Linked DNA regions of Homo sapiens: all the other regions are linked to region 3. The links are chromatin contacts, found by Hi-C or POLR2A ChIA-PET in ENCODE. All regions are on one chromosome and are shown on one strand. The core of a region is the stretch at or near the end of the contact, and the rest is flanking DNA. Distances in the headings are between cores, read along the strand shown. Region 1 has its middle 51 kb from the start of AKR1E2. Region 2 overlaps LINC02669 (long intergenic non-protein coding RNA 2669). Region 3 has its middle 110 kb from the start of LINC00702.

The links. Hi-C counts contacts between places; a loop is a spot of excess contacts on that map. ChIA-PET counts read pairs that join two places held with the same protein, here RNA polymerase II (POLR2A). Pooled maps may share reads with other maps.
Region 1: a map of Calu3 shows a loop between it and region 3 (6-fold over the local background). The contact joins two enhancer-like sites. A Hi-C loop is called at or near these places in 2 of 168 maps with a recorded cell type or tissue (Calu3 and endothelial cell of umbilical vein) and 13 of 50 pooled maps.
Region 2: a map of naive thymus-derived CD4-positive, alpha-beta T cell shows a loop between it and region 3 (2.5-fold over the local background). The contact joins two enhancer-like sites. A Hi-C loop is called at or near these places in 2 of 168 maps with a recorded cell type or tissue (endothelial cell of umbilical vein and naive thymus-derived CD4-positive, alpha-beta T cell) and 10 of 50 pooled maps. POLR2A ChIA-PET finds 5 or more read pairs at or near these places in 3 of 52 experiments (AG04450, activated CD4-positive, alpha-beta T cell and activated naive CD4-positive, alpha-beta T cell).

Annotation. Positions count from the first base shown.
Region 1 is chr10:4,773,934-4,777,303 of GRCh38, reverse strand. No RefSeq gene overlaps it. Among named protein-coding and RNA genes, the nearest start is that of AKR1E2, 51 kb to the left of the region's middle. Within about 2 kb of position 1,348, at least 3 of the 41 ENCODE cell types and tissues checked have a DNase peak (open chromatin) inside an H3K27ac peak, as active enhancers do.
Region 2 is chr10:3,451,598-3,454,615 of GRCh38, reverse strand. The region is part of intron 3 of LINC02669 (long intergenic non-protein coding RNA 2669); the gene reads left to right. All of the region lies in intron 1 of LOC105376360 (a long non-coding RNA gene), which reads right to left. It overlaps LOC124902538 (a long non-coding RNA gene), which reads right to left. Exons shown (of 2, transcript XR_007062362.1): 1 at 1,927-3,018. Among named protein-coding and RNA genes, the nearest start is that of LINC02669, 50 kb to the left of the region's middle. RefSeq lists an enhancer at 1,717-2,354. Within about 2 kb of position 1,480, at least 4 of the 41 ENCODE cell types and tissues checked have a DNase peak (open chromatin) inside an H3K27ac peak, as active enhancers do; they include endothelial cell of umbilical vein, where a contact is called at or near this core.
Region 3 is chr10:4,129,917-4,133,011 of GRCh38, reverse strand. No RefSeq gene overlaps it. Among named protein-coding and RNA genes, the nearest start is that of LINC00702, 110 kb to the left of the region's middle. Within about 2 kb of position 1,296, at least 8 of the 41 ENCODE cell types and tissues checked have a DNase peak (open chromatin) inside an H3K27ac peak, as active enhancers do; they include endothelial cell of umbilical vein, where a contact is called at or near this core.

The DNA of each region.
Region 1 (3,370 bases), core at 99-2,598, 640 kb before region 3:
TTGTTAATTGTTAATATTTACTTGTTAATTCATTCAGCTGTTGATATCAGTATGGATTCATAAATATTTATTTTATATTTTGGGTTATGACCCAATAGTATGTGCTTTATTTACTTTACTTATTTAAGTTTTTCCGTCTCTGGCCATTGGGAGCCCTTTCAGTTCTCTCTTGGGTTCTTCCAACATACTCATAGCATTGTGGGTTTGTTGTTCTTTTGTTTGTTTTTAAACTTTCTGACCTTCTGGCACTACAGTGATGCTAGGGCTTATCTTGTAAATTACCTGGACCAGTCCTGGACTCAGACATTTCTTCAGTAAGTCCTGGTTCCTTCCACTGGAAGATGGTATTAGAAACCAAGATCTAGGTGCTAGGTATGGAGGCTGCTATTGGTGGGTCATTGCTTCTAGGTCCTCTCAGTTGACACAGCACAGAAATGCAGGTGTGTACACTATCCCATGTATGTACGTGTGTCTGTAAATGTAATATTTTAATATATAAACATGTGTTTACCAAAACTGAATTAATAACATGAAGCTGTGTGCAAGTTCATACTGAGGCCTCCACCTCAACTCATAAGGATCATTGTAGCTGGCTCCTCTTCACTATCTATAACGTCCCACTCCTGAAATGAACACCAGGGTGGCAGCAGCTACCATCGATATACTTAACTGCTCAATATAAGTTTACATGCATAGTGGTTTCCCTAGTGGGAATCAACTTTATCAGCCAGACTGCAGGACTTAGGGACAGTCCCTTACAGACAAGTCTCATTTCAAAAATTACTCAGATCAGCACCTCTTTCCTCCATCCCCTTCAGGGAGGTTGTTTTATGCATTTTTAATATAGTTAAGTAAGACTTTTTCGTCAGATGTATTCTATGCTGGGCTCCCCTGACCTCCTAACTGATTTATTTTAAGCTTACATGCAGCAAGGTTTTACTCTTTGAGCTGTAATTTTCTGTGGGTTTTGACAACGACATGGTGTCATGTACTTATCATTACAGTACCATAAAGTTTCACTGCCCTGAAAATCCCCACACACTTCACCTACTCTTTTATTCTCTAACTCTGCCCTCTTTCTGACCATGTCTTATCTTTTTACAACCTCTATAGTTTTGCCCTTTCCAGAATGTCATAGAAATGGAATGGCACACTATGCAGTCTTTTCAGACTGGCACCTTTCACTTGGCAAGAAGCACTGAAGATTCACCCATGTCTGTGTAAGGCTCTGTGACTCATTCCTTTTTATTGTTGAGAAGTATTCCATGGTGAACCACAGTCTGTGTATCCATTCAAGTACTGAAGGACGTATTGGTTAATTTCTGTCTTGGGAAATTATGAATAAAGCTGCCATACATACTTGCTTGCAGGGTTTGGTCTAAACATACTTTTCAGATCAGTTGTGTCAATACTTAGGGGCATGACTACTGGGTCATATGGAAGACTATGATTAGTTTTATAAGAAACTGCTTAACTGTCTTCCAGTGTCTGCGACATTTTGTAGTCACCAACAATGAGCAAGAGTTCTGCCGGCTCTGCTTTCCTGCCAGGCATTGCTATTTTGGTGGGTTTAAGAATAACAATAGATGTGTAGTGAGTTTTGCCACTAGTTTAATTTATATTTCCACAATGACATATAATATTGAGCATCTTCGTCTTTTCGTGTGATACTTTTACCCTTGCTGAGGTATTCGTTCAAATTTGCCCATTTCTTTTCTTTTTTCTTTTTTCTTTTAACAGACTCTTGCTCTGTCGCCCAGGCTGGAGTGCAGTGGTGTGATCTCAGCTCACTCCAACCTCGACCTCCCTGGTTCAAGCAATTCCCCTGCCTCAGCCGCCTGAGTAGCTGGGATTACAGGAGCATGCCACCATGCCTGGCTAATTATTTATTTATTTATTTATTTATTTATTTTTAGTAGAGACGGGGTTTCACCATGTTGGCCAGACTGGTCTCAAACTCCTGACCTCAGGCAATCCATCCGCCTCGACTTCCCCAAATGCTGGGATTACAGGCATGAGCCACCATGCCCAGCCCCATTTCTTAATTGAGGCATTAGTTTTCTTATTGTTGAATTTTAAGAGTGTCGTATATATTAGAGTCAAGTGTTTTTATCACATATGTGTTTTGCAAATAGTTACTCATTTTCTTGGGCTTCCATTTTTATTCTGTTAAATGCCATTTGCAGAGCAGACATTTTTAATTTTAATAATGCCTGACCTATGAATCTTTTTTTGAGTGTGAATGGATCATGCTTTTGGAGCTGTATTTAGAAACTTTTATCAAACAGAAGGTCAGGTAGATTTTCTGCATTTTCTTTCAGAAGTTTTGCACCTTTGTATTTTACATTTATGTTTATGCATCATTTTGAGTTAATTGGTATTTTAATTTTTTATTTCCATAGGTTATTGGAGAACAGGTGGTATTTGATTACATCAGTTTTTTAGTGGTTATTTGTGAGATTTTGGTGCACCCATCACCCAAGCAGTATACACTTCACCCAATTTGCAGTTTTTTATCCCTCACTTCCTTCTCATCCTTTTCCCCTGAGTCCTCAAAGTCCATTATGTCATTCTTATGCTTTTATATCCCATTTTGAGTTAATTTTTGTGAAAATTGTACAGTCTGTGTCTAGGTTTTTTTTTTTGGAAATAGGTGTGCAACCGTTCCAACATAATTTGTTTAAAAAGCCTGTGTCTTCATTGAATTACCTTTAGGCCAACATAAAGAATTAAGTGAATGTGTTTGGATCTATTGCTTGGCTTCATATTCTGTTCATTGATGAATGTGTTTATTCTGTTTTTGAAACCACGCTGTCTTGATTACAATAAACTTTATAGCGAATCTTGAAATTGGATGATTTGAATCTTCTAACTTCATTCTTCTTCATTAGAGGACAATTCTAGATTTTTTGCATTTCTTCATACTTTTGAATCAGGCTGGTGATATCTAACAAATAACTTGCTGGGATTTTGAACATGAAATATTTCTTCATTTATTTAAATGTCATTTGATTTCTTTCATCAATTTTGTAGTTTTCCACATGTAGATACTTAAATATTTTGTTAGATTTGTTCTAACAAAAGAGTTCATTCTTTTGGTGCAATAGTAAATTGTATTCCTTTTTTACATTTTACATTCCAATTGTTTACTCCTAGTATACAAAATAATTATATATGTTAATATTGTTCCCTGTGACCGTGATATACTCATTTGTTACTTATATATATATATTTTTTAAATCTACAGAGTCATTCATGTGACAGTTTTATGTCTTCCTTTCCCATTTGTATATTTTCAATTACACTTTTTTGTCTTTTTGTGCTAGTTAGCATTTTGGGCATGATGTCAAGTGAAATCGTATGGGAGGAC
Region 2 (3,018 bases), core at 231-2,730, 680 kb after region 3:
GGCAGGCGGATTGCCTGAGCTCAGGAGTTTGAGACTAGCCTGGGCAACATGGCTAAACCCCATCTCTACTAAAAAAGTAGCTGGGCGTGGTAGCTCGCACCTGTAATCCCAGATACTCGGGAGGCTGAGGCACGAGAATCGCTTGAACCTGGGAGGCGGAGGTTGCAGTGAGCCAAGATAGTGCCACTGCACTCCAGCCTGGGCAACAGAGTGAGACTCTGTCTCAAAAAAGTAAAAATAAAATAAAATAAAACAACCGCTGGAAGGCCTGGTGCTGTGAGTGGCACCGTCGTTGCAAGGACCACACTTGGGCCTGTTTCTGCCGCTTGGTCATGAGACAGAACAGAATCCATTGGGGATGTTATGGAGAAGGACAACGTGGCTAAACTGAAGGAAGAATTTTCTCTTTTTTTCTTTTTCTTTCTTTCTTTTTTTTTTTTTTTTTTAGAGACGGAGTTTCTCTCCTATAGCCCAGGCTGGAGTGCAATGGCATGATCTCGGCTCACTGCAACCTCTGCCTCCCGGGTTCAAGAGATTCTTCCGCCTCAGCCTCCCAAGTAGCTGGGATTATGGGTGCCCGCCACCACGCCCTGCTAATTTTTGTATCTTTAATAAAGACAGGGTTTCACTATGTTGGTCAGGCTGATCTTGAACTCCTGACCTCATGACCTGCCCGCCTCGGCCTCCCAAAGTGCTGATATTACAGGCATGAGCCACCAAGCCCAGCTGAATTTTCTATTAACCCTGACTGAGCAGCAATAAATAGGCCACCAGTAATAGAGAACATCAGGTTAGCTGAATGGACAGCTGTCAGCAGCAGAAAGAAGGTTTTTAATTGAGGAGGAAGTTAAATTACATTCACTTAAAGGTTACATTCAGTTCTGATATTTTGATGCATGTTTTACAAAATATTGTATTCTACGGCAAGAGTTATTGCTCTCTACACTTTCCTTGGGAGGAATTACATCATGGTCCACTGTCCCCAAGAAAAACCCTTGAGGAGATACAGGCTTCAGAGTTCTTCTTTTCTTTTTCAATCTTCAAAATATGGTATATTCACCATATTTTTCCACAGGACCCTAAGCAGGGCTAGAGCAGTCATCTATTTGTAAAATACGTTAATACTTCTGTACTAATTGTATACATATTCAGAATAAAGGACTTAGAAAGCTTGTCATCAATATTGTATAAATCTGCTCACTTTTTGCTGCCATATGTATTTTGGTGTCAGTTCTACAAATATGACTTTGTTTTCAGACTTTTCCTGATTTTAGAATTTGCACATGAGAAATCATATCTTAGATTTTAGAATCAGCCATTACCAAGGTTTAACTCTGGCCCCATCTGCTAAAAGACATGTCCTTGAGCAAACGATTTCATCAGTTTCTCTTTAGCATGTTACGATGGGGGTTAGAAAAGGCTGAGCGGCATGTCCCTGTGTGATAGTACATTCCAAACCTATGACTGGAAATAAAAAGCGTTGTATTTTCACTGAGGTCAGAGAAAAACATCAGAGCTTACTAGAAGATGCGTGCCCTCCTTCCTAGAGTAAAAGCTCTTTGAAGTAGCATTTGTATGTTTTTGTGTTTGCAGCCAGTACTCTATACTCTAATTTTCTAAAATTAAATTGAATTACAGTGAGGAAAGAGAAATTCGGTGAAGAGATGAAAAGACTCCTGAGTCATTCTGAAGGCTTCTCTGGAAGGAAGCCCTAGAATTCACTTTTGCAGTGCTTTCAGAAGAGGATGAAATCAGCCCCTTCCAGCCTCAATCGTCCTGCCCCACAGAAGGCCTTGGGGATAATAGCCCTGAGGTCCCTTCTTTTCCTGTATTCTTAAGAATTCACAGTTCTTTTTGGAGAGGAAGATGGCAAATTAATAATAATAATGATAGTAATGTAACAATAATAATAAAACAAAGACCTACCTTAGAGTTGTCAATTAAACAGTACCAATATATAGCTCAGGTAGTTTGTGTTTGATAAGATGATTCACTTTGCACCAGGTTTGAGAATATCCTGTTGTACTTCTTTGCAAATTCTTTTCTGAAACAGGATGTTTTCATTGTCTTACAATTGCTGCTATAGAAAAGAAAGGCCCTGATTTGAAATAGGCTGGTAACCCCTACTGGGAGAAAGCAGTAGTCCCTGTGTCAAAGCCTTTCCTCAAAACGAAAGTCATGTTGCTTTTGGGATGAATTCCGGGGGCTGAAGGCCTGCTGTAGCTCCCTGTAAATCAGACTTCCTGGCTAGATTAAGCACTCAACAATGCTGAACAGACCGCAAATGTTATTGCAAGCAAAATCCTATTTTAATCTGCCCTCCTGACTCTTGGAATGTTAAATTCAACTGCAACTTGGAAAGTTCCATCCCTTTGATCTCCCATCGAAGTGGGCTTATTTTTGAAGTAAAAGCTGCTTACTTTGGGATTTGACGTCTTTAAAAGTACTTTTTTTAAGTCAAATACGTTAAGCATCCTCTCTGATTCATGAAAAGGCAGTTTTTCTTTCCCTTGGGATGCTGTATTTATATGAAGGCATGGGAGGCAGGGAAGAACAATGTGGAATGTGTGAGTTTGTAAGATGTTCACATTCCCAAAATAAATGGGATCTGCTGCTTTAAGGGTAGTAGGCAGTGTGGGTAGGTGCCCGGTGCAATTGACCTCCTTGCTAGAAAATCACAGATCATTAGCACTGGCAGTGACTCTGTTATGTTTACAACCCATTGCAAAACAGCAGTGAAAACAAAGCAGTGTGGGTGAAACACAGAATCTATCATCTATCACGCTTTGCCTAGTAAAGCTCTGTAAGTGCTGGCATCTTTGCTGAGAACCCAGACAAGCCCTCTTCTGTTTGGGCATAGGATAGTTCTGACCTAGAAATGACCACCTAGAAACAGGCAGAACCAGAACATGGTATTTAGAGGAAAGAGGAGGAGGGAGGAGGAATCGGCTTAGCAATGACCCACAAGTATTCAAAGGGTGTCCTACACAATGCTGTGTGGCACCCTTGGCCAGACTG
Region 3 (3,095 bases), core at 47-2,546:
ATTCGCCAGGAGCGCGGCCCCAGGAGCATTTTTCTCATCATGTGAATGCCACCGTTGTCAATCCACTCCATCCACAGGCAGACAGCAGCACAGCCAAGGTCAGGTGCAATGTGAGGGGGTCCCCACAGGGGTGATATCTACACATGACCGGACCTTTCATTAGAGGAATGAAGAAATTAGAAGACACTCAAAACTTAGAAGGACTTAGAAGTAATTTTATTGAGGCTGAAACAAAAATATCCTACAATTCTAAAAACAGTAAACTAGATGACATATTTTTCTGTTGCTTTTGAACAGAAAATGGGCTACTGTGTCAAAGAAAGTACAAGATTATTAGTGTCACCAAAACACAGAAGTGGAGAAGCATTTATCATTATTGGGTGTGTGCGTGTTGGTGAAGTTTGTGTGCACGTGTGTCTGTCTCACACAATCTGCATGTGTCTGTGTTGGTGTGTCTCTGTGTATGCCTGTGTCTCTGTGTATCTGCTTGTGCCTGTGTTGGTGTGTCTGTGTGTGTGTGTGCCTGTGTCTCTGTGTATCTCCTTGTATCTGTGTTGGTGTCTGTGCGTGTGTGTGTGTGTCTCTGTATCTGCTTGTGTCTATGTTGGTGTGTGTATATGTGCCTGTGTCTCTGTGTGTCTGTGTTGGTGTGTGTCTATGTGTGTGTGTCTGTGTCTCTGCATCTGCTTGTGTCTGTGTTGGTGTGTGTGTGTGTGTCTGTGTCTCTGTGCATCTCCTTGTGTGTGTGTGTGTGTCTGTGTCTGTGTTTCTGCTTGTGTCTGTGTTGGTGTATGTCTGTGTCTGTGCCTCTGTCTCTATCTCCATGTGTGTCTGCGAGTGTGTCTGTGTGTCCTCTATCTCTGTGTTGTCTCGCTGTATATGTCTGTGAGTGTGTGTGTGTCATCTGTATCTCTGTGTTGTCTCGCTGTGTGTGTCTGTGAGTGTCTGTGTTAGTGGGTGTGCTCAATTTGATACAAGTCATTTTATTTTGTGAAGATGTAAGTACTTCACTTTTCCTTTCCCAGTATCTGCAAATTTCAACTGAGATCTAATTTTATTGCTCAAAGTGAAACTGTTCTGACTAATATCTGATGCTTGATGTTAGCTATTCTCATTCTTGGAATTATTTAAAATTCCACTGAAAGTACAAACTTAAACTGAGATTTTTTTTTTTTTTTTTTTTTTTTTTTGAGGAACTCAAACATGCAGAATTGAGATCTGAAATCTGCTGGCTGGTGCAGATTATAGCCTAAGATAGGAAGTTGGGGTTTTGGTTGCTTTAATGGAGAGGAAATGACTCATGTCAATGCTAGTATGTAATAAAGCTCCTAAATTTAGCTTTCCTTTTAGTGTAAAACCTAATATTGATATAGTAATGTGAAACTTTATTTTACTAAACTACAATTTTCTTGCTGCCTCTTCCATCTGCCAGTCAATTATTACATCTTTCATTAAGATCATGTTAAGACATATTTAGTGTACATAAAAATGTCTTGAAAATCCCAGTTGACTTCACAGTACACGCTAACTTTGGAAGCGTTGTGCAACCAACTAAGTCCAAACAAAGGGCCCTGTGTCTATTTGAATTTTGAGACAAAACACAAAGTTCTCGGGGATTAGTATCATGATTAAATATATCCCTTGACACTTACAGAAAGTGTATATATGTTTACAGACAAAAGGTGTTTCAAAAGTAGAATTACTGTTATCGTTCCCATTTCTTATTGTTATTATTTGCCAGGATGTCATAAGGTACAGTAATAGGGGATGAAAACAAATCTTCGTGTAAAAATCATAACTTTGTACTCTTACTGGAAACTGGGGGAAAAAATGAAAGAGTCCAGGTAGGGATTTATAGAGAGAGCATTTACAAATTCTTTATGGATTTTCACTAAATGTTTACTAACTGCTCTGGACACGTATGCTGAGGTCTCTTCACAACAGTGCACCTGAGAAACACAAAGATTAAGAAAATAAGAGACCATTTTTATGTCAGAGCTTTTTTGCTCTTTGTAGTAATTTAGACGACCCAACCACAACCACAGGAGACTCCAGCAGGAACTACGTAGAATGAGGCAAAGGTGCTCTCTCTTTGAGGAAGGAAGGAAGGGGTTGGTTTTATGCCTCATGGGGTCTTATTACACAATAGACTCACACATGGTCTGCAAGTTTGGGGGAAAAGCTATACATATTTAAGAGGAGAGTGGAACGCATGTGCAATGGGTGAATGTGTATGTAACATACATCCCGTGTTCACTTTGGGGCAGGGTTTCAGCATTAAAATGAGGTGGGATTAGCCCTTTATGTCAACAGATGAACTGCAGGAAACAAAAACAGTTTGTGCACAGCCTCTATAAGCTGCTGAAGCTGCCTTCAAGTCTGCCATTGTTTATCAGAAAAGAATGTTTGTAAAGCTATCAGAATGGTAGTGGTCTGGGTTGCAAATCAGAGCTTTGAGGGGTCTGATAGCAACCATTGTGAGGGAGCTTAGCGAGTGTGGTTTGTTTTGTACCTGTGTAAATTTGGAAATTTGCCACACCAGCCAGGCTCTGAACCTTTGAGACATAGGTAACTCCGTTCCCTTTAGCTTAGGGTCCATGTTTGTCGATATAGGGGTGTCTATTTCGATCTCTCATATCACAGACATGATGATATTGTGGCAGCTGTACCACATCCCTGCCACAGAAGCAGCTGTTCTATCAAGACAAGGACCTGCCATCCCTGCCGCTGCATTGGTTAGAATAAGTCAGTCACAGGTCTCACCACTCTAGAGGAGGCCACCACTCTAGGATGGGATTCCTGCGGTCGCTTCTCAGCGTCTCTCACCATCTAGACAGCACAAGTCATAGGGGCATGGAGCCCCCGATCGCAGGTCTGCAACTGAATTTTGCCCGTAGATCATTTAGTGGGAGAGTCAAAGTGCCAAAATAAACATTGTGTTACACGCAGATTCCACAATATTTATTTTTTGACTCATAATCCATTTCTTTCCTTATCGAATGATCATTATCTCATTGTAATTAACAGTTGCCAATGCTCCCACTTGTACTTTTTTTTTTCCTTGTGAAGAAAACCATCCCATAAATAGCAAGTGC